Regions from separate parts of the Homo sapiens genome. Here region 1 is linked to region 2. Evidence: read pairs that join two places in POLR2A ChIA-PET (ENCODE). Cell type or tissue: MCF 10A. All regions are shown on one strand. Links, peaks and the distances in the headings refer to the core of each region. The heading gives the core; the rest is flanking DNA.

The links. Peaks named below come from ENCODE experiments on the same cell type or tissue, not always from the same donor. Only the 100,000 strongest peaks of a DNase experiment are listed, where the experiment ranks them.
Region 1: POLR2A ChIA-PET joins it to region 2 with 13 read pairs; 3 of 35 experiments call an interaction of 5 or more read pairs at or near these places.

The regions. Positions count from the first base shown.
Region 1 is chr12:92,964,251-92,979,664 of GRCh38, forward strand. No RefSeq gene overlaps it. Among named protein-coding and RNA genes, the nearest start is that of LINC02413, 19 kb to the right of the region's middle. RefSeq lists enhancers at 1-546, 6,512-6,581, 7,062-7,111, 9,495-9,764 and a silencer at 9,409-9,609. In MCF 10A, for the core only: no CTCF peak of the experiment used is centred there; DNase peaks (open chromatin) are centred at 6,901, 8,151 and 9,551.
Region 2 is chr12:92,891,913-92,907,326 of GRCh38, forward strand. The region is part of intron 1 of EEA1 (early endosome antigen 1); the gene reads right to left. Among named protein-coding and RNA genes, the nearest start is that of EEA1, 30 kb to the right of the region's middle. In MCF 10A, for the core only: no CTCF peak of the experiment used is centred there; DNase peaks (open chromatin) are centred at 7,619 and 7,949.

The sequences.
Region 1 (15,414 bases), core at 3,397-11,396, 71 kb after region 2:
ACCCTATATATCATGATTTACTTTCCAACCTGACTCTGGCATAACATTAGGAGACAAAGAAGAAAATCAAAATATTTTACCCCCAAAACATGTTTCTTGTCATATTTTGAAATGGCCCTGCAAAGCTGTTCTTTGTGGGGGGAAATTTGCATCTGTAAAGAATCTCTATTAATATAGCTAGATCTTTTTCTTCCAGACCCTCCCAATCCTAAAGAGATTAACTAAAATCTGAATAGAAAACATTTGTCACCTATTGTCTCTAAATGCAGCCACTATAAGACTTCAAAAGAACTTTGGTCTCCACAGTCTGTTATCTTAACCTGAACATCCCCTTTCTGTTTATCCCAGGTCTTTAGACAAACTCAACCAATTGTTAACCAGAAAATGTTTAAATTCACCTACAGCTCCCACTTTGAGTTGTTCCACCTTTCTGGACCAAACCAACGTATTTCTTAAATATATTTGATTGATGTCTCATGCCTCTCTAAAATGTATAAAACCAAGCTGTGCCCTGACCTCCTTGGGCACATGTTCTCGCATGTTCTGAGGGCTGTGTCACGGGCCATGGTCACTCATATTTGGCTCAGAATAAATCTCTTCAAATATTTTACAGAGTTCGACTCTTTTTGTCTACAGGTGAATGGTGGTTTTTAGATAGCAAGTTTTAGAAAATTGAAAACTGTTTGACCACTCACTTGGTCGTTCTTTATTGTATCAGCCTTTGAGTGTAGATTGCCCTGACTAGTGTTCCAGTTCACTGTTCCCATAGAAAGGTGATATTTCTTTTCTTTCTTTTTTTTTTTCTCTTAAATAATATGTTATTTATTTTTGCTGGTTTGGGAGTTGCTTTTTGTTTTGCTTTCTGTTTTTTTTTTTTTTTTTTAATTTGACTTTAACTTCTGGGATACATGTGTAGAATGTGCAGTTTTGTTACACAGGTATACATGTGCCATGGTGTTTTGCTGCTCTTATCAACCCATCATCTAGGTTTAAGCCCTGCATGCATTAGGTATTTGTCCTAATGCTCCCCCTCCCCTTAACCCCCACACCCCAAAAGGCCCCGGTGTGTGATGCTCCCCTCCCTGTGTCCATGTGTTCTCATTGTTCAACTCCCACTTATGAGTGAGAACAGGCAGTGTTTGGTTTTCTGTTCCTGTGTTAGTTTGCTGAGAATGATGGCTTCCAGCTTCATCCATGTCCCTCCAAAGGACATGAACTCATTCTTTTTTATGGCTGCATGGTATTCCATGGTGTATGTGTGCCACATTTTCCTTATCCAGTCTATCATTGATGGGCATTTGGGTTGGTTCCAAGTCTTTACTATTGTAAACAGTGCTGTAATAAATATACGTGTGCATGTGTCTTTATAGTAGAATGACATATAATCCTTTGGATATATACCCAGTAATGGAATTGCTGGGTCAAATTGTATTTCTGGTTCTAGATCCTTGAGGAATTGCCACACTGTCTTCCACAATGGGTGAACTAATTTACACTCCCACCAACAGTGTAAAAGTATTCCTATTTCTCCACAGCCTCGCCAACATCTGTGGTTTCCTGACTTTTTAATAATTGCCATTCTAACTGGCGTGAGATGATATCTCACTGTGGTTTTGATTTGCATTTCTCTAATGACCAGTGACAATGAGCTTTTTTTCATATGTTTGTTGGCCACATAAATGTCTTCTTTTGAGAAGTGTCTGTTCATATCCTTTGCCCACTTTTTGATGGGGTTGTTTTTTCTTGTGAATTTGTTTAAGTTCCTTGTAGATTCTGGATATTAGACCTTTGTCAGAAGGAAAGATTGCAAAAATTTTCTCCCATTCTGTAGGTTGCCTGTTTACTCTGATAATAGTTTCTTTTGCTGTGCAGAAGCTTTTTAGTTTAATTAGATCCCATTTGTCAATTTTGGTTTCTGTTGCCATTGTTTTTGGTGTTTTAGTCATAAAGTCTTTACCCATGCCTACATCCTGAATGGTATTGCCTAGGTTTTCTTCTAGGGTTTTTATGGTTTTAGGTTTTACATTTAAGTTAATTTTTGTATAAGGTATAAGGAAGGGGTCCAGTTCCTGTTTTCTGCATAGGGCTAGCCTGTTTTCCCAGCACCATTTACTTAATAGGGAATCCTTCTCCATTGCTTGTTTTTGTCAGGTTTGTCAAAGATCAGATGGTTGTAGATGTGTGGTGTTTTTCTGAGGTCTCTGTTCTGTTCCATTGTTCTATATATCTGTTTTGGTACCGGTATCATGCTGTTTTGGTTACTGTAGCCTTGTAGTACAGTTTGAAGTCAGGTATCATGATGCCTCCAGCTTTGTTGTTTTTGCTTAAGATTGTCTTGGCTATACGGGCTCTTTTTGGTTCCATATGAAATTTAAAGTAGTTTAGAAAGGTGATATTTCTTAAGGATGGTGTGACGGTTAATACTGAGTGTCAACTTGATTGGATTGAAGGATGCAAAGTATTGTTCCTGGGTGCCTCTGTGAGGGTGTTGCCAAAGGAGATTAATATTTGAGTCAGTGGACTGGGAGAGACAGACCCGCCATCAATCTGGGTGGGCACCATCTAATCAGCTGACAGCATGGCTAGGATAAAGCAAGTAGAAGGGCTGGGCACAGTGGCTCTTGCCTGTAATCCCAGCACTTTGGGAGGCCAAGGTGGGCAGATCACCTGAGGTCAGTTAAAGACCAGCCTGACCAACATGCTGAAACCCCGTCTGTAGTAAATATACAAAAATTAGCCAGGCATGGTGGTGGGCACTTGTAATCCCAGCTACTCGTAAGGCTGAGGCAGGAGAATCACTTGAATCCGGGGGACGGAGGTTGAAGTGAGCCGAGATCGCACCACTGCACTCCAGTCTGGGCAATAGAGTGAGACTCAGTCTCCAAAAAAAAAAAAAAAAAGGCAGGCAGAAGAACATGGAATGGCTAGACTGGCCTCCATCTTTCTCCCATGCTGGATGCTTCCTGCCCTCGAACATCAGACTCTAACTTCTTTGGCTTTTGGACTCTTGGACTTACACCAGTGGTTTGCCAGGGGCTCTCAGGCTTTCGGCTACAAACTGAAGACTTCATTGTCAGCTTCCCTACTTTTGAGGTTTTGGGACTTGGACTGGCTTCCTTGCTCTTCAGCTTGCAGACAGTCTATTGTGGGACTCACCTTGTGATCGTGTGAGTCAATACTCCTTCATAAACTCCGTTTCATTTATACATTTATCCTATTAGTCCTGTCCCCCTAGAGAACCCTGACTAATAAGGATGGAGAGTGGGATACACTTTTCCCAACTCACTCTATAGAGCCTTCTGTCACACATACATAAAAATGTGTATCCTCAGCTGGAAGGGGGATGTCAAATTTATATACTGATTAAAATTTGTCAACACACCATAAAAATTCATGGAATAGTACTGTGCCATGCATTCAGGTACAGAACTATTGTCTTAGGTCTGGTTTGAAAAAGCAGCTTACTCTGGCTAAGAAGGAAGCTTTCCTTGACAAATAAAAAATCCATCTTTGTGGCTGAGGGTCTTGGCTGGTTAGTGTAGGCCAGTGTTTTCAAAGTGCCTCACAAATGAGATGAGTTTTAGTAGTATATAGACACAGCAATAGCTAAAATAGTTATCCTGTGATTTCTTTCCAAATTCTCTTTAATCCTTCTGATTACATCAAGAAGAAAATTTTGATTTGGTACTGCTACTTTTTTTTTTCTTTTAACCACTTCTCTTTTTTTGTTTGTTTGTTTTTTGTTTTTTATTGGTGCTGCACAAATTAAACCACTTCTCTTCTAAAGAATGACAGAGAGAGAAGGTGCAAGGAAGCCTTAGGCTCAGAGCTTTCAGTAGACAATCCTGTCTTATTAGGATTTAATAACACTGTTTTGCTTTCGTTGTGATTAGTTTTACAATTACCTTCCCTTTCTGACAAATGACACCAGTCGTGTAACATATTGGTGGAGCACATGGCAGCTTGCTTCCCCCAGAGCAAGCGCTGGGGAGTGGGGACCCATGATGGAAGTGAGTCTTTTTATTACCTAATCTCAAAATGACATCCTATCACTCTACCATATTCTATTTGTTAATAGCAAGTCATAAGTTGAGTCAACACTCAGGAGAGGGGGATCACACAAGGACATGAATACCAGGAAGCAGTGATCATTTGGGCCATTTCAGAAGTGTTTGCCACAGGGATATATTGCAATTGCTGTTTTCCTTCTTTTCTCCAAGAAATAATATGCTCCATGGGAACAGAGATAGTGTCTTGTTCATTGGGAGCATTCCTAGCACTGGACATAGTGCCTGAGACTTAAACTGCTCATAAATGTTTCTTTGAAGGAAACGAAAAAGGAAGGGAGGGAGGAAAGGAGGGAGGGAGGCAGGAAGGAAGGGAGGAAATGAATCAGCATGAGAAGATCAGGGCACTTTGCTAATCCATAGAAAACAGGAGATGGTTCTTTGGGGAAGGAAAACTCAACCATAAAAAGGATTGTGAAGAACAGAGTCAGTACTTTTATTTATTTCCTAGTCTTGAGCATAAATGAGCTTCTAGGAAAGTGGAAGCACTCTGTGAAGAGACAACGCCCACCATCTTGCTCCCAGGGTAGCTTCTGTGGATGGTGGAGAGCTGAGCTATAAAATAGCACAATGTGTTACCCATGGAAGGGCAGTCCTGGTTGAGGTTCTTAATTGTGAATGTACAGATTCTGTTGAATGAATTGTGATAACCTCCAATTATCAGGAAAGAATCAATTAGGGAGAACTCCTTGGTGCTTTTTTTCACTTGCACTTGCAGAGTGCAGCAAGAAGTTACACTGAATGCACATAGACTGCTAGACTGCTTTGGCATTTAAAATTATAGAATAAACATATCACTTTGTTAGCATAATTCTTTTTGTGTGTGTTGTGGGGGTGACAGCATCTTACTCTGTTGCTGTGGCTGGAGTGCAGTGGCACGATCTCGGCTCACTGCCTCAAGGGTTTCTTGAGGCACCTCGACCTCTGTTCAAGGGTTTCTCCTGCTTCAGCCTTCCGACTCGACCTCTGTTCAAGGGTTTCTCCTGCTTCAGCCTTCCGAGTAGCTGGGATTACAGGTGCCTGCCACCATGCACTAATTTTTGTATTTTTAGTAGAAATGAGGTTTCACCATCTTGGCCAGGCTGGTCTTGAACTCCTGACCTCAAGTGAGTGATCTGCTCACCTCGGCCTCCCAAACTGCTGGGATTACAGGTGTAAGCCACCATGCTCAGCCTTTGCTAGCATAATTTTAATGGCTCCATAATATTTAATCTAACAGATATGGCACAAGCTGTTTGGTCATTACTCTACTGTTGCATTTATGGGTTGTATCCATTTTCTTCTTTTTTTTTTTTTTTTTGAGACAGAGTCTCACTGTCGCCCAGGCTGGAGTGCAGTGGCGTGATCTCAGCTCACTGCAACCTCTGCCTCCTGGGTTCAAGCGACTCTCCTGCCTCAGGCTCCCAAGTAGCTGGGATTACAGGCATGCGCCATCACACCTGGCTAATTTTTCTATTTTTAGTAGAGATGAGGTTTCACCATGTTGGCCAGGCTGGTCTCGAACTCCTGACCTTAGGTGATTCACCCACCTCGGCCTTCCAAAGTGCTGAGATTACAGGCATGAGCCACCGCGCCCGGCTGGGTTGTATCCATTTTCAACTGTTATATAAAATGCTTCAATAAATGCTTTTGTAAACTTATCTTTCCACAATTGTATAAATATCTCCTTAGGTTGAATTCCTAGAAATGGAATTGCAGGGTAAAGAGTATGCACTCTGTGTGTGTGTGTGTGCATATGCATTTGTGTATACTGTCAAATTGCCCCCAGAAATTACGTATAAACTTTCATTCCCAATTTATAGATGTTTATACACATTTGATGAGACAAGATTTTAGCTGGGCTGGGTGCAGTGGCTTACATCTATAATCCCAACACTTTGGGAGGCTGAGGTGGGAGGATCCCTTGAGTCCAGGAGTTTCAGATCAGCCTAGGCAACATACGGAGACCCCATCTCTCTCTCTCATTCCATATATATATATATATATATATATTTTTTTTTTTTTTTTTTTTTTTTTTTTTGAGACAGAGTTTTTGCTCTTGTTGCCCAGGCTGGAGTGCAATGGCGTGATCTCCGCTCACTGCAACGTCCGCCACCCAGGTTCAAGCGATTCTCCTGCCTCAGCCTCCTGAGTAGCTGGGATTACAGGCGCCTGCCACTGCACCCAGCTAATTTTTGTAGTTTTAGTAGAGATGGGGTTTCACCATCTTGGCCAGGCTGGTCTTGAACTCATAACCTCATGATCCACCTGCCTCGGCCTCCCAAAGTGCTGGGATTACAGGCGTGAACCACCGCGCCCGGCCCCCGTCTCTATATTTTAACTTTTTTGTTTAAAAAACGTTTTAGCTATTTTTTTAAAGTTGCCAATCTGGTAGCTGAAAAATAATAACTTATTGTTTTGATTGTATGTTATAGTCATTAATGCTCCCCCCAAGCACATGATAAGATTTAATTTTATGAGCTGGGCATGGTGGCTCATACTTGTAATCCTAGCACTTTGGGAGGCTAAAGCAGGCAGATTGCCTGAGCTCAGGAGTTTGAGACCAGCCTGGGCAACATGGCAAAACCCCCTTTCTACTAAAAATACAAAAAAAATTAGCTGGGCGTGGTGGCACATGCTTGTAGTCCCAGCTACTAGGGAGGCTGAGGCACGAGAATCGCTTGAACCTGGGTGGCTGAGTTTGCAGTGAGCCGAGATCACACCACTGCACTCCAGCCTGGGCAACAGAGCGAGACTCTGTCTCAGAAACAAAAACAAACAAAAAAGAGATTTAATTTTATGGCCCTTGAGGTTAAGCGGGGCCATGTGACCTGGTCTGGTCATTGAGTTGTGAATAGCAATGGTATGTGTCACTTCTGGGTTGAGCAAGACCTTTCAGAGTTCTCTTTCACTTCTGCAATTGATTACCAACAATGTTTCAGAAAATGGCCTGGGTCCCATAATTGATTAACATAAACATACTCTGTTCAGTTTGATAGAACAACATGGAATAAAGACTCTAAGTAAGGCATGATGAGTATGAACAAAAAATATGACTTCTTTGTTGTAAGCCACTGAGACTTAGGGTTGAGCGTTATGGCAGCATTATCTACACCATCCTGACTAATACATTAAACATCTTTGCTCACTACTGAGACTAAACATATTTTCCTGTATTTATTGACCATTTATTTGGACTTCCCTTTTTGTGAATTTTCTGCTCATGTCCTTGCATGTTAATTTTTTAAACATATGACGCTCAGCTACACATTTGTTAAACCTGGACCTGATCATCACTGAGGTATCAGGGAGAAAGATGAAGTCTGTGAACTAAGAAAAATAGATGTATCACAATAGTCTCTAATACCCAGGGCAAGATTTCTCCAATCTACCTTTAAGGATCTGAAAATCCTTTGCCACAAATTGTTTTTTTTTAAAGCCATGTGCTTTCATTCAATGATAATGTCAAAATTAATAGAAGCATATTTTGGATCATTTGAATGGTCACTTTATAACTGAAGGATGTTATTTACTTTTATGATCAAAATGGTTTCTTATGGGCATCAATACCACTACTTTTATCCACACAGACTCATAAGAAAAAAACAAATGTGAACATAATACATAATGTAATGTTTTTGCACCAAGTGAGGGACAAGTGGTATTTCAGCATATTGTACACAGTAAGATCAGAGGTTGCACAGCAGAATTACTAAAGAAAATTGTGGGAGCATTGGGTCATCCCACAGTCTGCAAGCAGGCTCAGCTCAAAAGAATCTGGCCCAGAACACAGCACCACTTTCACATTGTCACTTATCTCAGTTATGGTCCTTTGCTTGCAAACAACAGACATAGATTCTGACTAATTTAAGCAATAAAGAACTGATTGGAATAATACAAGAAAACACAGTATTCAAGCAACAAAAAGAACAAATCAGGCTCAAAAAGAACCAGACTAGGGGATCTCCAGGGGCTTCAGTACCAGAAATTCCTGAATCAGTACATTTTGGATGCTGCCAAGAAAATGACTCAATGACTCAATCCAGTCTTCTTTTTTTTTTGAGACAGGCTCTTGCTCTGTTGCCCAGACAGGAGTGCAGTAACCCTATCATGCCTCACTGCATCCCTGAACTCCTGGGCTCAAGAAAATCTCTTGCCTCAGCTTCTTGAGCAACTAGGACTATAGGTGCATGCCACCACGCCTGGCTAGTTTTTTAAAATTTATTTTTTGTAGAGACAGGATTTCGCTAAATTGCCCAGCAATCCTCCTGCCTCAACCTTCCAAAGTATTGGGATTACAGGCATGAGCCACAGTGCTGTGTCCATCAACCCCAGTCTTCTATCTGTGTGTCTTTATGTTCTAGATTCAAATTTCTGGCTTCATTTGGGTCATATGCTCTTCATATGAGTGGGGTAGGGGGAGGATGTTTGAGACTTCAAAATACTCAAGACATCTGGATGCTTAATGAAGAAAAAAAGTTGTTACAGTGGGGCACAGTGAGTTCACACCTGTAATCCCAGCACTTAGGGAGGCCAACACAAAAGGATTCCTTGAGTTCAGGAGTTCAAGATCAGCCTGGGCAACATGGCAAAACCCCATCTCTACAAAAATACAAAAACTGGCCATGCATGGTGGTGTGCACCTGTAGTCCCAGATACTCGGGGGACTGAGATGGAAAGATTGCTTGAGCCTGGGAGGTCGAGGCTCCAATGAGGTGAGATAGCACCATTGTACTCCAGCCTGGGCTGAGATCCCGTCTCAAAAAAAAAAAAAAAAAGTTTATATATCTCAAAGAATGTGTGAGATATTAAGGGTCACTCCTAGAAGGTATATGGGATTTAATCCTTCCTGAACAGAAGAGTGGATGGGACCTTTTTCTTATAAAGACCTTTTCTTTTCTTGCTTTTTTTTTTTTTTTTTTTTTTTTTGAGAGATGGAGTCTTGCTCTGTCACCCAGGCTGGAGTGCAGTGGCGCAATCTCGGCTCAGTGCAACCTCCACCTCCCAGATTCAAGTGATTCTCCTGCCTCGGCCCCTACCAGTAGCAGGTACAGGCGTGCGCCACCATGCCCAGCTAATTTTTGTATTTTTAGTAGAGACGGGGTTTTGCCATGTTGGCCAGGCTGCTCTCAAACTCCTGACCTCAGGTGATCCACCCAGATCGGCCTCCCAAAGTGTTGGAATTACAGGTGTAAGCCACTGCGCCCAGCCCATGTTATTTTATTTATTTATTTATTTATTTAAGACAGGCTCTCACTCTGTTGCCCAGGCTGGAGTGCAGTGGCATGGCCATAGCTCATTGCAGCCTCGAAATCCTGGTCTCAAGCTTTCCTCCTGTGTTGGCTTCCCAAAGTGCTAAGATTGGGGAACTGTGAGCCACTGTTCCCACCTGCTATGAACATCTATGTCCATATTTGTACATGTAGACATAAGTTGTCAATTGCGAAATATGGTTAGGTAATGGTTGGACTGCAATTTTCTTAACTGACTGGAACTTGTAAGTCTCTCAGTCTTTGCTAAGGAGCTCTATGTGCATGTTGGAACTTGCCTTTAACACTCAGCCAGGCAGTTTTCAACTCTGACTTAGCATTCACTTCCTGCTAATATAGTTTCAAGATCAGCCAGAGGTGAGAGTTCAGGGCCTTCTCAATTCTTTCCTGAACTTGTACACAGCCCTGGGCATGCATATAGTTCTACTCATTTGTATTGCTTTCTTTTTTTTTTTTTTTTTTTTTTTGAGACCGAGTTTCGCTCTTGTTGCCCAGGCTGGAGTGCAGTGGCACAATCTCAGCTCACCTCAATCCTCAATCTCTGCCTCTCAGACTCAAGTGATTCTCCTGCCTCAGCCTTCCTGAGTAGCTGGGATTACAGGCATGCACCACCACGCCCGGCTAATTTTGTATTTTTAGTAGAGATGGGTTTCTCCATGTTGGTCAGGCTGGTCACGAATTCCCAACCTCAGATGATCTGCCCACCTTGGCCTCCCAAAGTGCTGGGGATTACAAGCATGAGCCACCGTGCCCGGCTTTATTGGTATTGCTTTCTAGACTCCCAGGAATCTATCACAGCATGTCAAAGCCCCCTGTGGACATCTCATTCCCCTTCTTTTCCTTTTTTAAAGTTTTTTCATTATTCTATTATTTTGCCCTCATGTTTATCTACTACCTCAGTGTAATCACCTAATGGGTTCCTCTTGCCTGCTGTCCAGAAAAGCGAATGCACTCAGAACAGCAGATTTATAAAGCAAAGAAGGAATTTAATAATTGCAGGTCTGGCCAAGTAGAAGCTACAAATCTTGTGACATCTGGCCACATGACTCTTGAGCAGTAATGCATTATAGAAAAGCAAGCTAGGGAACAAATGGCTGGTTATCATTTAACTGTACCTACATTTTAGCAGAAATCAGCTCTGCCCCTCACCATAATCCTAATCTTGTGGCCTTTCATTAGTCTTAAAAAGGTGGTTTCAGTTTTAAGGAGGAGGTCAGTTTTAGGGAGGTACTATTATCATCCTTGATGCAAAGTTAAACTATAAACTAAATGTCTCCCATGGTTAGCTTGACCCACACCTAGGAATAAGTGAGGACAGCCAGCCTGTGAGGCTTGAAACAAGATGGAGTCAGCTATGCTAGACTTCTTTTGCTGTCATAATCTTTACAAAGGTGATTGCATCCGGCAGCCATGATGTTAAACAATTGCCTCTAATTGTTTTTAATAAACCCCCATAGAGAAAAGGCTCTTTTCACTGCATGAGCTCCAACTCAAGTCAAACAATGACAACCTTGCAATTGGGGTCTTCCAGGGACCTATGAGACAGGTTAAATAATGACCATTCCCTGGGGATGGGGTTTTGAAGGAGCCCCAGTAACATTCTACCTTTCCAGTGGCTGACAGGCTGCTGGTTTCCACTGTGATCATTACAAATTTGTTGCAGCTTGTTGGTTTTGTGGCTTGTGGCTGCCTTGTTGCTTTTTAAGGCTTTCTTCGAGCTGCAAAAAGTGGGAATGGAAATAGAAAAAGTTAAAATGACACAAACTCTCCCTTTCTGAGTTTCAGTCACTTTTCTTGAATAAATATTCTCCAGATTGCTGAAAGCTTTTGATTTTCCAGAATTCTGAAAAAGTTGATTGCATAAATGTTTGAATCATTCTCATTGTTTTTATGGAAGAGAGAATATTGGGAAGGTCCTTACTCCACCACTTCACTGACATGACCTTATAAAAACCTTTTGATCTAAGAATAATCAACCATTTTATAGATTAGTAGTATTGTAGTGCATCTCATCCATTATCTAGTTTCCAAGCTGTATAAATTATGCTAATTTTTCTGCCCTTTTTTTTCTCTAAGTCCATTGTATTTCTCTTTGATGTTAAGTAAAGTACTTACTGATTCCACCTGATGATCAGATTGCCTCAGAGGACATCAAGCCATTCTAGCCAAGAGATTAGCTGTTTCACAAGCATTAAAATTAAAGGATGCTTGAAGATTGTAAACTAAGTAGTTTTAAGGTAGGGTTGCCAGATTAGCAAATATAAATACGGGACCCCCAGTTAGATTTTAATTTCAAGGCTGGGTGAGGTGGTTCACATCTGTAATCCTGGCACTTTGCAAGGCTGAGGTTGGAGGATCGGTTGAGCCCAGGAGTTCAAGATGAGCCTGAGCAACATAATGAGACTCCATCTATACAAAAAGTTTTTTTAAAAATTAGCTGGGCATGGCAGTGAACACCTGTAGTACCAACTACTTAGGAAGTTGACATGGGAGGATTACTTGAGCCCAGGATTTCAAAGCTGCAGTGAGCCTTGATCATGCCACTGTGCTCCAGCCTGGGCCACAAAGCAAGACCTTGTCTCAATAAATAAATAAATAAAATGAAATGTGAATTTCAGATAAACAATGACAAAATATTTGGGACACATTTACACTAATCATTTTCTTGTTGTTGTTGTCGCTTATCCGAAATTCAAATTTAACTGGGCATTGTATATTTGATCTGAAAGCCCTGTTTTCGGTGAAAAATAAACAAAACAATACCTGTAAAGTCATTCTCAGATGACTTGATGGTGATCCTTTCTTCTGTTTTCTTTTAAACCACTGTTGAAGCTCTTTTCTAGTCTATAAGAGATAACTAGTTTTGATTAATGTAGGTTTAGTTCTTTTATGGAAAAATATGTTAATTTGGCATGGTGACAATCCTGTCCATATTTCTTATACATTCAACAAGTATATTTAAGATGGTCTACTTATATATACTAATCAAGATTTGTAGTCTGTACAACCAGAATTTTAAGTTCAGCTCAGCTCCTAGGAAAATACATGTATAGAACAAATATGCTTATGAAAGACCTCTAGAGAGCCAGAACACTCAAATCAGGAAAACAAGCCAAATCAGTAAAGTCAAGGACTTGCAGGTAGATAGATAAATATGTAGGGAGAGAAAAAGAGAAACAGAGAGAGAGAGAGAGACATAAATTTAAGCAATTAAATACAATGGCACAGTTTATTCCATAATATGGAATTTATTATTCATTAATAGCAATCATTTACAAATCATACAAAGCATCAGTAATTTGGAATCTAGTTGTCACTAAGGAAGACAGGAACTCAAGAAAACTCAGATAAAAAAAAAACCCTCAAAATATGTGTTGTGAACTAAGAAAAAAAATCAAAACACCCTCCAGACATAGATAAGGCTTTGAAGAACCTCTTTGGGACTCAGAGGCAGCTTTTAACCCCCGGTAACACATACTTTCAATCCACTGTAGTCCTCTTACTTAATCATTCAAAAATAATTTCAAAATACCCTTAAGAAATTGAAACCCAGACATGACAGAATTTATATACTATTTCCAACTCTAATTGCTTTTCATATCTCTTCATTAACCATGTATTAATCAACTAGTCTGTGTCAAGCACTGTGCTATCACTCTATCTTTTCAGAATCAATTTCTCTTTGGTCATCAGTCAATCATTTTGCCTTATAACGACACTGGGCAGCTCTAAACATGGAAGCAAGCCCTGGAAGAGACCAATTTGATCACCAAATGTTTTCTTTCTCACTATTCTCACCACATCCCAGGTGCCCCCGTGACTGCCTTATTTCCGTTTGGCTTCTCTTTGAGACACTGCTTTGTTCCACTGTCTCGAGACTAGCAACATCATGAGGGAATCTGGTGTGGAGAGGCAGAGAGGAGTGTGTATGCGACACTGCCCAGCCCAGTTGCTGTCCAGGGGTGTCAAGTTGCCCTCAAAATATCACTTTGTGCAAGACTCAGCCAGGAGGAAATGACATTCTCAGCCTCCTACGTAAAGACTCAATCACAATACTTCCTTTGATTAAAAATCTAACCAGAATTCTCTACAGCTGCTTGATGTCCTGAGTGTAAGCTCTACATGGAGAAGAAAGCATCAAACATTCATAAAATGGAACTCATTTCTTTGCTTCCACCTGCTGCTCTGAGCAGCAGTAGCCACTCTGCACAGGCAGATAAATTGTGAGTTCTGAGAAGCTAAAAAGATCACCCATTCAAAACTGCAAATATCCTTACCCAAGCTACCAACTGTCTACCCCATCACCACCACTGTGGTGATCTGTTGACCAGATTTTCTGATACTGCCACTTCCAAGGTGATTAAGTCTGGGCAGTGGCAACAGTTCAATTTTTTTTTATTTTATTAAAGTTATTTCTGAAGATGGCCAACTAGACGCAGCCAGGAAGAGCATCTCCCGCCGAAAGACCAGACCATCAGGGAAACTGGGTACACTCTGAGCAGATCTTTGGAGATAAGGCATTGAGAGTGAATGCAGGGAGGACGTAGACCCCGGGCTGAAGGCAGAGGAAGCTGAGAACCATGCACAGGGCTGCCAAGCACCAGGACTTGTTCCTGGCCCCCAGTGGTTCCTTGGGAAGGGGTGAGTTAAACAGGTGGGGAGCAGCTTACTCTCACCACGGACCTACAGACTTCTAGTGCAGCAGACCCCATGACCCCCATTTGAGCTGGCAAGGAGAGCTGTTCAGAGAGGTGGCAGGGGCAGAACTCTAGCTTGTGTGGAGTCCAGAGGGTTTGGCATGAGAATGGCTACAGTGGAGCATGGCCAGGGAGGCCCATCCTTCAGGGCTTGCCATGCTCCTCTGGGTGGCTTTGCCTCTTGGTGACTGCCAGACCTAGACGAGCAGGGCAGTCTTCCCTGTGGGATGGGGCCAATCTAATCTGAGTGCTCCACTGTCAACCAGCTTCTTCTGGGGCCCCAGCCTTGCTGTGCTTGCTTGCAGCATAGCCTTGGATGCCCAATCAGGGTGCTTCCTGAGGGCCTTCATTTTAGCTCTTTCACTGGCAGAGCACTCTTAACCATTGGAGAATTCCAGCAGACTGACCTATGCTAAATGCACCCACCTGAAGCCTCCCTGAACCACAGCCTCCCCCTGCCACTTTACCTGTGTACACTTGCCCATGCCTGCCCTCATGCCAACACATACACACACTGCTTTGCATGTGTGTCTGCATGGGTGGAACCTACTTCTCTTTTCCCACGGATATGTGTGCGTGCATTCCACCACCCCACTGCCAGTGTGAGCATGTGCCTGGATGCCACCACCCTGCCCCCACCCCACCCCCACTAGTGCCCCACCTGTGCCACTGCTGCTGCTGAAATACACATGAGCACAAATCCTGTCATTACCACCACAACAAAGCACTTTGGCCAGCACTCTCCATCAGAGTTTTGTTGCCACCTAGCCAGGAATACTTCGACCCCCTACCAGCGCAGCAAGTTCTTAATCTCAAGGGGCCAAAGAACAAAGCTGGAGCCCTAGTACCAGCCCCACAGGGTTAGAACACACAGCTCAGGAGTGCTGAGCTGAGCCTTGGGCCCCTAAAATCTTCCAGAAACAAAGCCAGTCAGCTGAACCCACCTTATATCACAATCAAACCCTCAAGGATGTCAAAGAATATAAAAGCAAAAAACTCCATCCAAAGGACTGCAGCTTCAAAGGTTAAGGAAACATCAGCCCACACAGATGAGAAAGAACCAATGCAAGAAGTCTGGCAACTAAAAAAGCACCTTCTTACCTCCAAACGACTGCACTAGTTCCCCAGCAACGGTTCTTAACTGGCTGAAATGGCAGAAATGACAGACATAGAATTAAGAATCTGAATAGGAAAGAAGATCATTGAGATTCAGGAGGAAGTAGAAATCCAATCCAATGAATATTAAAAATCCAATAAGTCACCAGGCACTGTGGCTCCCACCTGTAATCCCAGCACTTTGGGAGGCCGAGGCGGGCAGATCATGAGGTCAGGAGCTCGAGACCATCCTGGCTAACATAGTGAAACCCTGTCTCTACTAAAAATAAAAAAAAATTAGCCGGG
Region 2 (15,414 bases), core at 4,535-12,534:
CATTTTAAGTCACTTTAAACAAAATGTATACAACACTTTACAAAGTCTTCAAGTCACCTTCACAAAACATCATATTTAATCAAAATGACATCTCTTAAGACAGGTAAGATGGATGTTATCTCTGTAGAGAAGAAAACAGATTTAAAGCAGGAAGTGACTTGTTCACCATTGTACTCTTTTGTTTTGGTTGTTTTTTGAGTTGGGGTCTTGCTCTGTCACCCAGGCTGGAGTGCAGTGGTACAATCTTGGCTCACTGCAACCTCCACCTCCCAGGCTCAAGCGATCCTCCTATCTCAGCTACCCAAGTAGCTGGGACCACAGGTGCACACCACCACACCCAGCTAATTTGTTGTATTTTTGGTAGAGACGAAGTTTCACCATGTTGCCCAAGATGGTCTCAAACTCCTGAGCTCAAACGATCTGCCCACCTCCGCCTCCCAAAGTGCTGGGGTTACAGGTGTGAGCCATAACGCTCAGTCCACCATTGTACTGTCAGCAAAAATCAGAAAGTCCTCAAGATGCAAGTTCAAGGAAGAAGAAAAAAAATCAGAAAGTTCTCAAGATCCAAGTTAAAGCAAAAAAAATCAGAAGATGCAGAACTAAAATGCAGATCTTCTGATTCCTTTGACAATGCTTTCTCTTTTCTTTTTTTTTTTGAAACAAGAGTCTTGCTCTGTCATCCAGGCTGGTCTCACTCTGTCATCCAGGCTGGAGCATAGTGGCACGATCTTGGCTCATTGCAATCTCCACCTCCTGGGTTCAAGCAATTCTCCTGCCTCAGACTCCTGAGTAGCTGGGACTACAGGCACATGCCACCATGTCCAGCTAATTTTTTTTTGAGTAGCTGGGACTACAGGCACATGCCACCATGTGCAGCTAAATTTTTTTTGTATTTTTAGTGGAAACGGGGTTTCACCATGTTGGCCAGGCTGTTCTCGAACTCCTGACCTCAAGTGATCCCCCCACCTTGGCCTCCCAAAGTGCTGTGATTACAGGCATGAGCCACAGCGCCCAGCCGGCAATAGTCTCTTTTCTACACAAACTAAAACTACAGTGATTCAAGTGGTGCAAAAAAGACCAATGCAGCCCAAGTTATCAAGTCCCCATCACCTACCACTCAAACCAATCATTACCATCCAGCTCCAATACTTGATATGACACCATCAGAGACACATTTTGGAGGGTTAAAGGTCTTTTCCCCCTGTACCATTTATCACTTAGCATTATCATTCATTAAAATCTAGGTGTTACTTTTATATCAAATTGCTTTTTGGATGAATCTGAAACCTAGTAAAACACTGGGTAAAAAGAGATTTAGAGCACAAAAACTGACTCAATAATACTCATCAAAAATATATATGGTATATGCTAGCATTATCCACACTTTACAAATGAGGGAACCAAGGCATAGAGACTAAGTAAATTGCCCAAGGTCAGATGGGTAATAAATGAAAGAAGGGATTTTAATTAGAGCAGTGTGGCTCTTAATCACTAACCAATACTGCTTCTCTGTTAGACATCTCCACTGAAATGCCCCTCAATCACCCAAGATTCAAAACACCTCACTACATATTTGCCTCAACATGTGAACATCCTGTACATCACTACTAAATGTTCAACCTAAATCCAAATAAGGATGAATTCATAATGCTATATTCATCAAAATGATTATAAAAACTATATACAATGGAAAAATATACACAGTATGATTTAAATTATATATAAAAACTACTGATATAAGAAAAAAGATTAAAAAGAAATATTCCAAAATTCAAATAATGATTTCTGTAGCAAGACAGGAATCTTCATTTTTATTTTTTTCAGTTTTCATTTTGCTACTTTTTTTTTCAGAATTTTAGATCCATACTTGAATTGCTTTTATCTTGAAAAAAATGTTTTATGTTAAAGATAAGCAAACCTCCAGTTTAATAGCCAGCATTCCTTTTTTTTTCCTCATGCAGATACTTTGCACATTTATTTACAGGCATATCTCATTTTATTGTGTGTCTCTTTATTGCACTTTGCAGATGTGGCGCTTTTTAGATATTGAAAGTTTGTGTCAACTCTGCCATCAAGCAAGTCTATTCCTGCCATTTCTTCAAAAGCATGTGCTCACTTTGTATCTCTGTGTCACATTTTGGTAATTATCATAATATTTCAAGCTTTTTTATTATTATCATATCTGTTATGGTGACCTGTGATCAATGATCTTTGAAGTTACTACTGCAATTGTTTTGAGGCACTACAACCCATACCCATATAAGATGGCCAACTTAATTGATAAATGTTGTGTGTGTTCTGACTGCTCCACTCACTGGCCATTTCCCAGTCTCTCTCCCTTCTCCTTGAGCCTCCCTATTCCTTGAGACACAACCATATTAAAATTAGGCCAATTAATAACCCTATAATGGCCTCTAAGTGTTCAAGTGAAAAGAAGAGCTGCTCATTTCTCACTTTAAATCAAAAGCTAGAAATGATTAAGCTTAATGAGGAAGGCATGTGGAAAGCTGAAACAGACTAAAAGCTAGGCCTTTGTGCCAAACAGCCAAATGTGAATGCAAAGAAAAAGTTCCTGGGGAAATTAAAAGTGCTACTCCAGTGAACACACAAATGATAAGAGCACAAATTGCTGAGAATGTTTTAGTGACATGGATATAAGTTCAAACCAGCCATTAACGTTCCCTTAAACCAAAGCCTAATTCAGAGAAAGGCCCTTCAATTGTACGAAGGCTGACAGAGATGAGGAAGCTGCAGAAGAAATGTTTGAAGGTAGCAGAGGTTGGTTCATGGGATTTAAGGAAAGAAGCTGTCTCCATAACATAATAATGCAAAGTGAAGCAGCAAGTGATCATGGAGAAGCTGCAGCAAGTTATCCAGAAGATCTAGCTAAGATAATTGATGAAGATATCTATATTAAGTAACAGATTTTCAATTCAGAAAAAAACAGCCTTCTATTGGAAGATGTCATCTGTAACTACTATAGCTAGAGAAGAGAAATCAATACTGGGCTTCCAAGCTTCGAATTCCAAGCTTCAAAGAACAGGGTAATTCTTGTTAGGGGTTAATGCAGCTGATGACTTTTAAGTTCAAGCCAATGATCATTTATACCGTTCTGAAATTCCTAGGACCCTTAAGAATTACGCTAATGCTACTCTGCGCTCTATACATAGAACAAGAAAGCCTAATTAATAGCACATCTGTTTACCACATGGATCACTGAATTTTTTTTTTTTTTTTTTTTTTTTTTTTTTTTTTTTTTTTGAGACGGAGTCTCACTCTGTCGCCCAGGCTGGAGTGCAGTGGCCCGATCTCAGCTCACTGCAAGCTCCGCCTCCCAAGTACATGCCATTCTCCCGCCTCAGTCTCCTGCCTCAGAGTAGCTGGGACTACAGGTGCCTGCCACCAAGGCCGCCTAATTGTTTTTTTGTATTTTTAGTAGAGACAGGGTTTCACCGTGTTAGCCAGGATGGTCTCGATCTCCTGACCTCATGATCCACCCGCCTCAGCCTCCCAAAGTGCAGGGATTACAGGTGTGAGCCACTGTGCCTGGCTGGATGACTGAATATTTTAAGCCCACTATTAAGAGCTGCCACTGGAAAAAAAAAAAAAAATCCTTTCAAAAATATCACTGTTCATTGACAATTCACCTGGTCACCCAAGAGCTCTCCTGGAGGCATACAAGGAGTTTAATGTTGTTTTCATGCCTATTAATATAACATCCATTCCGCAGCCTATGGATCAAGGAGTAATTTTGACTTTCAAGTCTTATTATTTAAGAAATATATTTTGTAAGGCTATAACTACCATAGATAGTGACTCCTCTGACAGATCTGGGCAGAGTGTGTGGAAAACCTTCTAAAAAGGTCACCATTCTAGATGTGATTAAGAACATTTGTGATTCATGGGAGGAAGTCAAAATATCAACACTAACAAGAGTTTAGAAGTTGATTCCAACCTTCATAATGACTGTGAGGGGTTCAAGACTCCAGTAGAACAGATACGGTGGAATCAGCAAGACAACTAGAATTAAAAGTGGAGCCTGAAGATGCGACTGATAATTTTCTTTTTTTTTTTTTTCTTGAGACGGACTTTTGCTCTGTCACCAGGCTGGAGTGCAGTGGTGTGATCTCAGCTCACTGCAACCTCCACCTCCCAGGTTCAAGCGATTCTCCTGCCTCAGCCTCCCGAGTAGCTGGGACTACAGGTACGTGCCACCACGCCCAGCTAATTTTTGTATTTTTAGTAGAGACAGGGTTTCACCATGTTGGCCAGGATGGTCTCGATCTCTTCACCTCGTGATCCACCCACTTCGGCCTCCCAAAGTGCCGGGATTACAGGTGTGAGCCATCGCGCCTGGCATGACTGATAATTTTCACAATAAAACTTTAATGGAGGAGGAATGGCTTCTTAGGGATGAGCAAAGAAGGTGGTTCCTTGAGATGAAATCTGCTACTGGAGAAGATGCTGTGAACACTGTTGAAATGACAACAAAGAATTTAGAATATTCCATAAATTTAGTTGATAAAGCATCAGCAGCTTTTCGGAGGATTGACTCAAGTTTTGAAGGAAGTTCTACTGTGGGTAAGATGCTATCAAACAGCATGCTACAGGGAAATCTTTCATGAAAAGAAGAGTTAATCAAAGCAAAACAGCAAACTTCATTGTTGTTTTATTTTAAGAAATGCCACAACTCCAGCCTGACCAACATGGTGAAACTCCGTCACTACTAAAAATACAAAAATTAGCCAGGCGTGGTGGTGCGTGCCTGTAATCCCAGCTACTCAGGAGGGAGGCAGGAGAATCGCTTGAATCCGGGAGGTGGAGGTTGCAGTGAGCCAAGATCGCACCACTGAAAGAAAAGAAAAAAAGAAAAAAAAAGAAATTGACACAGCTATCCCAACCTTCAGAAACCTCCACCCTGGTCAGTCAGCAGCTATCAGTATAGAGGCAAAACCTTCCACAAGCAAAAAGATTATGACTAGCTGGGCAAGATGGCCCACATTTGTAATCCTAGTGCTTTGGGAGGCCAAAGAAGGAGGATCGCTTGAGGCTAGGCATTTGAGACCACTCTGGGCAACATAATGAGACCCCATCTCTACCAAAAAAATACAAAAATCAGCAAGGCGTGGTGGCGTTCACCTGTAGTCCCAGCTACCAGTGAGGCAGGAGAATAGGGTCTGGAGGCAAGGAAACTAAGGCTGTTTCATGGCAACTTCCTAGAACTAAATTGAAAGGAAAACCCTAACTTTCCACACCTAAGTAACAAAAGGACCACAGGCTACTCCCTTTGACCTTTCCTTTGACCTTTTCTGCACAGATGGGAAATTGGCTATCCACAACAAATCAGACTGATTGTGGGCAAGTCTTCATTTGCATAGAAGTATAACTGTGTAGCTTTACCCTAGGCTCTGATTGGTTGCCTTTTGCAACCAATCAGATGTTTGCACAGGAGTGTGACCTTTGTAACTTTACTTCAGCCTCTGGTTGGCTGTTTTCTGCAACCAATCAGACTGAATGTGGGTTACCACTTCATTTACATGAGGTGAGCGTGAAGTGGCTAATCAGAAACGTCTAGGGGGTATTTGGACCCAAGAAGATGCTGTATCCAGGCCCTTGAGCTGCTGCTCAGGCCCACTCCCACACTGTGGAGTGTACTTTCGTTTCCAATAAATCTCTGCTTTCGTTCTTTTGTTGCTTCATTCTTTCTTTGCTTTGCTGGGCGTTTTGTCCAATTCTTTATTCAAAACGCCAAGAATCTGGACAACTTGCAGTCACGACCCTCTACCAGTGACAATAGGAAGGCTGAGGCAGGAGGATCACTTAAGCCCAGGAATTCAAAAATGCAGCGAGCTATGATCACACCATTGCATTATAGACCGGATGACAGAGCGAGACTCTGTCTCATCAAAGAAAAAAGATTACAAATCACTGAAGGCTCAAACGATTGTTGGCATTTTACAGCAATAAAATATTTTTTAATTAAAGTATCTATTAGACATAATGCTATTGCACACTTAATAGACTACAGTATGCCGTGAATATAATTTTTATATGCACTGTGAAACCAAAGAATTTATGTGACTCGTTTTATTGCGATACTTGTTTTATTGCAGTGATCTAGAACCAAGCCCGCAATATCTCCAAGATATGCCTATATACAAGTATGCCTATATACTTGTATAATTTTTATATAAATCAGGAAACTAGAACAAGTACAAAATAACAACCAGTAATTAAAGCTACAGAGAAATTCCCAAACTCTTCTCAAACATACTTCCTCAAAGAAGGGTATAAGATTAAACTTTTATTTTATATTCTGGATAGAGTATTAACCTAGCATGCCATGACAAAGGGGAAATAAAATGATCTTGAACCTTTTTTAAAGTACTTATGTTCTTTAGGATTCTCAGAAGAACTCAGGGTTCTGTGAGGTTCTGTCAACTAAAGAATGACAAAGAAGGAACATTATGGCTGGGTGAAATGGCTCACGCCTGTAATCTCAGCACTTTGGGAGGCTGAGGTGGGTGGATCACTTCAGGTTAGGAGTTTGAGACCAGCCTGGCCAATATGGTGAAACCTCATCTCTACTAAAAATACAAAAATTAGCTGGGCATGGTGGTGCACACCTGTAATCCCAGCTATTCGGGAGGCTGAGGCAGGAGAATTGCTTGGACCTGGGAGACAGAAGTTGCAGTGAGCCGAGATCGTGCCACCGCACTCCAGCCTGGGTGACAGAGCGAGACTCCATCTCAAAAAAAAAAAAGAAGAAGGAACATTACTTGTGTAACTATGTCTTCTTTTTTTTTTCCTTTTTTTCCCTTTTTTTTTTTTTTTTTTTTTTTTTTTTAGAGACAGGGGTCTCAGAATGTTGCCCAGGCTGGTCTTGAACTCCTAGGCTCAAGTGATCCTTCTCCCACTTCATCCTCCCAAAGTGCTGAGATTACAGGCATGAGCCACTGCATCCAGCCTATGTTTCAATAAAGATGGCTAGAGAACATCAGAGGCACACTTCAGAAAGAGACAGGTATCTTACTCATGAGTGAAAAAAAAAAAAAAAACCACAAACATTGTTTAGAGATGGAGGAGGCAATAACTGTATCCTGTCCAAGAATAGTAGCAACCACCACACCAAGGCTTATCCAAAACAGGTAGAAAGTGGCAGAATTTCAATAAAGTACTAAAGATGAAGAATGCAAAATGAATCTCTGGCCAAAGGCAAAAAAAAAAAAAAAATGAGAGGAGCTGGATATGAGGGGTCTCCATTTGGTTGTCGATACCAGGAGACAGTACCCACTACCCGAAATGATGAAATTGTAAGGCTTTCATCCTCAGAGAAGTCAGAGAAGGTTAAGCCAACTGAATACATGAGTGAAATAAACATGAATTTTAGATACCACCAATCTAGATCAAATCTCACTTCAGCCTAACTTCAATTTGCTACAGGCTTTAGAGAGGCTGCACTTTATTGCCAGGTCTTGGAGCCTGAGCACTACCTCCTGCCTCAGCGTGGTCGCTGACCCTTCTTCTGGGAGGTTTCCACTTTCTAGACAAGCAGACAAAGCTTGTGAAATAATCAAAGCAGTGATGCCAAGGATGTCATGGCAGAAGGCCTGGGTTCCTGAGTCACTGAGAGCTCAGAGGGCTGGATTTGACATTCCTGATGCATTACACAGGCACATTCATCCTGCTGACACTGTAATCTGTCCTCATTGGGAAAGTTAGGATCATCTTCCTGGGCACTGAATAGGGTCAGCTTTTAATCTGGTCTCTTCACTTTGTAGTGGGACAAAAGGTGTTGGAAGAATTAGGGGAGAGGGTGCAGTGGGCCTCTACTTTCTCCTTCCTCTTGCTCGTTCTCATTTTCTTTGTCCTTACAATCTTCCTAAAATGCCTATGCTTTTTTGGAAGTTGATCTAGCTTTCTTTTCTGGACTGGAGGCACAGCAGGATATTGTGAAACCTCAGCCACATGACTCTTGGGTGTCTCCTCCAATGGCTCTGATAATGATTCCAAACTTCTCTTCAGAGGGTGAACTTCCATTCTCCCTTGGGTGGAATTTATCTTCCACATCTTGAGTATTTGGTGATGAACGTTCAAGTCTTTAGTGACATGTTTGGGAGACTGGAGATTCCTAAAGTCTGTCACTGAGGACTTTTTTTTTAAAACCTACTATGCTGATCCTAGCCAGCTTTGCAGAAACAAGGAATCACAACAAAAGGGACCAAAAGTCAAATGATATTTTTAAAATGGTAGTTAGCACCCTGACTGTTTCCAATGACGTATCCTTAGCTATCACTGATACAGGAGATATACTCATTTCAGATTTCTCCCCTCGACTTATCTAAAGGCATTCAATGGCCTTCAGAAATAAAGTCCTCAAGTTGTTCTTAGCCTAGGGAATCTCAGATTTCCTAGTATAGTATGGAAGAGCAGGCCTCAGTCTCTACAGTCCCTTTAAACTTTCCCAAAATCTAACATTCTAAAACTGTCTAAATTTATCCAGAGTATGTCTTTACTGTGTGTTTTTTTTTTTACATTTAATGCCCACAAAATTTTCTTGTTTTAATATCAGCTACAGTTCTGCAAACACCAAAGCAAAATTCTTTCCCAAAATAATATAATTGAGACATGAATTTATAAATAAATAAAAGCCAGCTCTGGATTTAATGATACACTCATGGATGTGGCAAAAAGTAAATGGCGAAAATGTTTTAAAAGAGCATTTAAATTTTTTTTTGTAGTTGTTTTTTTTTTTTGTCTTGTTTTATTTTTTTGAGGCACAGTCTCACTCTGTCACCCAGGCTGGGGTACAATGGTGTGATCTTGGCTCACTGCAACCTCTGCCTCCCAGGTTCAAGTGATTATCCTGCCTCAGCCTCCCCAGTAGCTGGAATTACAGGTGCCCGCCACCACGTCCAGCTAATTTTTGTATTTTTAGTAGAGACAGGGTTTCACCATGTTGGCCAGGCTGGTCTCTAAATCCTGACCTCAACTGATCCGCCCACCTCAGCCTCCCAAAGTGCTGGGATTACAGGCGCGAGCCAACACGTCCAGCCTAAACTGGATATTTAATATAAAGAACCGTTCTATAAAACTAGAAATTCATTTTTGATTCATTAACATTTCAATAACTTCACACTACGATGGTATTAAGAACAATGAAAGACACTGGAAACAGGAAGTTATACTTCCAAAGAACTGTATTTTCCTCATTTCTGTTTCCTTTATTTTTCCAGATGCCAGATGGCTTTTCACCAAGGTTTTCCTTGACTGAGCCGAAGTAAGCAATTCAAAGAAATATTGTACTTTTTTTTATTTTTGTAAAGATGAGGTCTCTGTATGTTGCCTAGGCTCATCTCAAACCTATGGGCTCCAGTGATTCTCCTGCCTCACCCTCCCAAAGTGCTGGGATTACAGGTGTGAGCCACCATGGCCACCTGAAATAAGGTACTTCTACATAAACCTATTATCATCACCAAAAATACCCTTTCTCAAATTTGCCTACAATAATCCTAGTAAATATACCTAAGTAAAGCCCAAGAGGCATGGGGAGTAAACAGAGAAAAAAACAAGGAAACCCTCACAAGTCAGGGGTTTTTGATGTCCATATTTTAAATATACTCCTCATGATTGCTGTTAAATTATCTAAGAACTTCTTGTTTTTTTTTTTTTGAGACGGAGTTTCACTCTTGTTGCCCAAGCGGGAGTGCAATGGCATTATCTTGGCTCACTGCAACCTCTGCCTCCCAGGTTCAGGCGATTCTCCTGCCTCAGCCTCCCAAGTAGCTGGGACTACAGGTGCACGCCACCATGCCCAGCTAATTTTTTGTATTTTTAGTAGAAACGGGGTTTTTCCATGTTGGTCAATCTGGTCACAAACTCCTGACATCAGATGATCCGCCCACCTCAGCCTCCTAAGGTGCTGGGATTACAGGCATGAGCCACCGCACCCAGCCTTCATTCTTATTCTATTTTTAAGCCACTAAAATTCCTTTATTTCAAGGAGAAGCCCAAAAACAATAACACTAACCCTAAATAAAGCATATAAAGCATTCTAACTTTTTCACTTATAAAAGTTTTATTTTGCAAAAAGAATGGGATTGGAATGATTTATGCTAAAAATTTAAAGTGATAGGCTGGGCACAATGGTTCACATCTGTAATCCCACCACTTTGGGAGGTCCAGGTGGGAGGATCACTTGAGCCCAGGAAGTCAACGCTGCAGTGAACTGTGATTATGCCACTTTACTCCACCCTGGGCAACAGAGTAAGACCTTGTCTCCACAAAAAAAAGAATTTCAAATATTATTAAGATGGAACCAATCTTAAAAACAAGGTACACAATGGACCAAAAATAAAATGGAAACATAGAGTATCCAGGATTCTGGAACCTAAAACAGGTAGAGGCAGCTAAGTTCAGTAATAAGAACCAAAAACGCCCTGGATGCGCAAGGTAACAAGAAGCCAGGCCCACTGTGAGAACTTAGTAAGCGGGGCAAGGCAACTATCCCTTGCAATGAATAGAAACTCTTTAAAAAGCTGTAAATCCGGCCGGGTGCGATGGCTCACGCCTGTAATCCCAGAAGTTTGGGAGGCCAAAGTGGGCATAACACGAGGTCAGGAGTTCGAGACCAGCCTGGCCAACAGGGTGAAACCCCGTCTCTACTAAAAACACAAAAATTAGCTGGGTGTGGTGGCGGGCGCTTGTAATCCAAGCTACTCAGGACGCTGAGGCAGTAGAATCATTTGAACCTGGGAGGCAGAGGTTGTAGTGAGTCAAGATTGTGCCACTGCACTCCAGCCTGGGCAACAGGGCGAAATTCTGTCTTAAAAAAAAAAAAAAAAAAGGCTGTAAATCCTGCCACACACTGTTTAGGCCCAAAGTTTGAGCAGAGCTTTTCCAGGTAGAGATGAGAGGGCATTCCAACCAAAGCATTATTTGTAACAGCTTATAAATCATAAGCAACCTATATGTTCAAAATGAAGAAACTGTTAACTAAACTACGACGTAACTGTTCAACAGTCTTTTTTTTTTTTTTTTGAGACGGAGTCTCGCTCTGTCACCCAGGCTGGAGTGCAGCGGCGCGATCTTGACTTACTGCAAGCTCCGCCTCCCGGGTTCACACCATTCTCCTGCCTCAGCCTCCCAAGTAGCTGGGGTTACAGGCACCCGCCACCACACCCGGCTAATTTTTTTTGTATTTTTTAGTAGAGACAGGGTTTCACCGTGTTAGCCAGGATGGTCTCAATCTCCTGACCTCGTGATCCGCCCACCTCGGCCTCCCAAAGTGCTGGGATTACAGGCATGAGCCACCGCGCCCGGCCTGTTCAACAGTCTTGACAATTAATGGGATAAGTGTGTAGGTTATAAAAGCATGAAGGTTATGTAGAAAAATGAGAATGCAGTCGGAAGCGGTAGCTCACGCCTGTAATCCCAGCACTTTGGGAGGCTGAGGCAGGCAGATCACCTGAGGTCGGGAGTTTGAGACCAGCCTGACCAACAAGGAGAAACCCCATCTCCACTAAAAATATAAAAATTAGCCAGGCGTGGTGGCACGTGCCTGTAGTCCCAGCTACTCGAGAGGCTGAGGCAGGAGAATCACTTGAACCCAGGAGGCGAAGGTTGTGGTGAGCTGAGATAGCACCATTACACTCCAGCCTGGGCAACAAAAGCAAAACTCCATCTCAAAAAAAAAAGAAAAATGAGAATGCATATGATATATGATACATCTATTGTGAGAAATTAAAAAAAGAAAAAACAAAAAGAAAGAAAAGAATGTATATGATATAAATCCTGAATTTGTCAAAGAGGTAAATACAACATTTGTATATATTATGACTTCAATTACATAAAAATACATACACATAAAGAGATTAAAAGGTAATCATATAAGACCAATGAGTTTTATGTTAGGATGATTTTTTTGTTGCTACTTTTCCCCCTCATATTACTGAATAGATGAGATTTGTGTTAAGATGATTTTATTAACCACCCACCTACTTCCACCCATAATTTTTTGTTAGTGTTGTCATATTACTTTTTAAAGTTTTCTGATTTTTTTTTTTTTGAGACGGAGTTTCTCTCTTGCTGCCCAGACTGGAGTGCAATGGTGCAATCTCAGCTCACCACAACCCCCGCCTCCCGGGTTCAAGCGATTCTCCTGCCTCAGCCTCCTGAGTAGCTGGGATTACAGGCATGCACCACCACCCCGGCTAATTTTGTATTTTTAGTAGAGACGGGGTTTCTCCATGTTGGTCAGGCTGGTCTTGAACTCCTGACCTCAGGTGATCTGCCAGCCTCAGCCTCCCAAAGTGCTGGGATTACAGGCGTGAGCCACCATGCCTGGCCAAAAGTTTTCCGATTTTTAAAAAACCATTTGGCCTTGACAAAAAGATCCAGAGAATTCTAATTATCAAACACTCACCATTAATGTTTAAGTAGCTACAACCAAACAGACCAACTAAAGGAAAACCAGCTACAACAAAACTATTTCTCTATTCACTATACTTCTGAACAAATGTTTGAGTTTTCCACACCAATTCTCTGCAGCCACCAACTGTATGTCCCACAATTTAATTGAATTCTGACACTATCTGGAATTAGCACAGACCTCACAGACTAAGGGATCAGTCCCTTAAGACTGCCCTCCCCTTCTAACACCAATAGCAAATAAAAGGTCCCCAGGTTACCCACACTTTTGTCTACTTTGGCTACATGTCGGGAACCCTCACAACTCCCCTCCTCAGGTTTGATAATTTGCTATAGCAGCTCAAAGAACTCAGGGAAACATTTTACTTATGTTTACTCTAAAAGATATCTTAAAGGATACAAATAAACAGCCAGATGAAACAGTATGTAAGGGAAGGTCTGCAGGGCTCCCAAGCACAGGAGCTTCTGTCCCCATGAATTTAGAGATACATCACCCTCCCAGCACATGAATGCATTCGACAACCAGGAAGATCTCCAAAATCACTGTTTAAAGTTTTTACAGAGGTTCCATTATGTAAGCATGATTGACTAAGTCATTGGCCATTGGTGATTAACTCAATCTCTAGCCCCTCTCTATGCCTGAAGGTCAGAGGGTAGGGTCGAAAGTTCCATAGCCTTAATCTTGTGGCTAGTGTCTATGGCAACAAGTCCCCAACCTGAAGCTATCTAGGGGCCCATCAATATCACCTTATTAGCATAAACTCAGGTATTGCCAAAAGGTACTTATTATGAATGACAAATGACATTCCTTTCACCTCCATCACTCAAGGAATTCCAAGTTTTAGGAGCTCCATGCCAGAAACAAGAAAAAAGACCAAATATATATTTCTTATTATAACAATATTACATCAATATTTGAAATTATGAAAAAAATACATAGTATTCCAAGTATTTACTTCAAATAAGAACAGATGTTGGCTGGGTGTGGTAGCTCACACCTGTAATCCCAACAATGGGAGGCCAAGGCGTGCGGATCATTTGAGGTCAGGAGTTAAAGACCAGCCTGGCCAACATGGTGAAACCCCATCTCTACTAAAAATACACACACACACACACACACAAAGCTGAGCGTGGTGGCACACACCTGTAATCCCCTGGGGAGCCCAGGGCAGGAGAATCGCTTGAACCCGGGAGACCGAGGTTGCAGTGAGCCGACATCACGCCACTGCACTCCAGCTTAGGTGACAGAGAGACTCTGTCTCAAAAAAAAAAGAACAGATGTCTGCAATAAACAGGATATCCTAGACTGCTGGTAATAAAAACAAATTCATACTACAAGATCAGTATAAAACCGCATTAATCTCTGCAAAAAACTATCAAAGAAGCAAACACAAATTTGAGAAAGAACAGCACTTTACTGGGAGAAAAAATGTTATTGTTTACTTATGCAATATCTTAAAAAGAAATATCACTGTCACAGAAGTTTTAACAACCTAAAACTTTTTTGAAATAAATGATTTATCTATTGCAGACTAGTTGTTTACTGAGTATAATTTAGACATATATATATATATATTTTTAATAGGCAAAATCTCACTCTGTGACCCAGGCTGAAGTGCAGTGGCACAATCATGGCTCATCGTAGCCTCAAATTTCCTGGGCTCAAGCCATCCTCCCGCCTCAGCCTACTGAGTAGCTAGGACTACAGATGAGTGCCACCACACCTGGCTAATTTTCTTTTCTTTTCTTTTCTTTTTTTTTTTTTTCTGAGACAGGGTCTTACTCTGTCACCTAGGCTGGAGTGCAGTGGTGTAATCTCGGCTCATTGCAACCTCTGCCTCCTGGGTTCAAGATATCCTCCCACCTCAGCATCCTGAGTAGCTGGGACTATAGGCACATGCCACCACACCTGACTAATTTTTGTATTTTTTTTATAGAGACGGGGTTTTGCCATGTTGCCCAGGCTGGTCTCAAATTCTTAGGCGCAAGCAATCCACCTGCCTCAGCCTCTCAAAGGGCTGAGATTACAGGCATGAGTCATCATGCCTGGCCCTGGCTAATTTTCTTTAAGCAAAATTCTTTCTAAAACTGGAAAGGATACAAGTATTAGAAATTAAATAATATACAACTCAAAACCTTGGGGATTTATAAGCTATCTATAAGGATTTCTTATAAAATGTAACTTTAGGGGCCGGGTGCAGTGGCTCACGCCTGTAATTCCAGCACTCTGGGAGGCCGAGGCGGGCGGATCACGAGGTCAGGAGATCGAGACCATCCTGGCTAACACGGTGAAACCCCGTCTCTACTAAAAACACAAAAAAGGTTAGCCGGGCATAGTGGCGGGCGCCTGTAGTCCCAGCTACTGGGGAGGCTGAGGCAGGAGAATGGCATGAACCCAGGAGGTGGAGCTTGCAGTGAGCCAAGATTGCGCCACTGCACTCCAGCCTGGGTGACAGAGCTAGACTCTGTCTCAAAATAAAAAAAAAATTAAATAAAATGTAACTTTCAACACTGATTTTGTTACTCTATTTCATCTGCATCCCACCATAAAAACAAATTAGAAAGATTTTCACAAAAAGTTTGAAAAGCCATTTACTATATGCAGACCTTAAGAACAATGCTTTAAATACATTATGCAAGCCTTATACTAAATGGATAGACAAAGGGCTCTCACTAACCCTTTTCTACTATTAAGAGCTAAAAACGTAACATATAGATAAAGCGAGAAGTTATCTTTGCAAATAACAAATACTATTTCATGAAAAAAAATTCATGTAAAGTAATTGAGGGGTTCCCAGGGAGTTTTCATACTTGACCTCTTAGCTTATCACATACTCTTTAGGTAAATTCATTTACTCCCTTAATTTTCATTAACACCATTGCTGAAAATAATAAAACACTAACTTTAATCCAGACCTTTGCTGAGTTTCCAATTCATATTTTCCTGTCCTGCCAAATATATCTAATTGAATGCCTTGAGAGCAC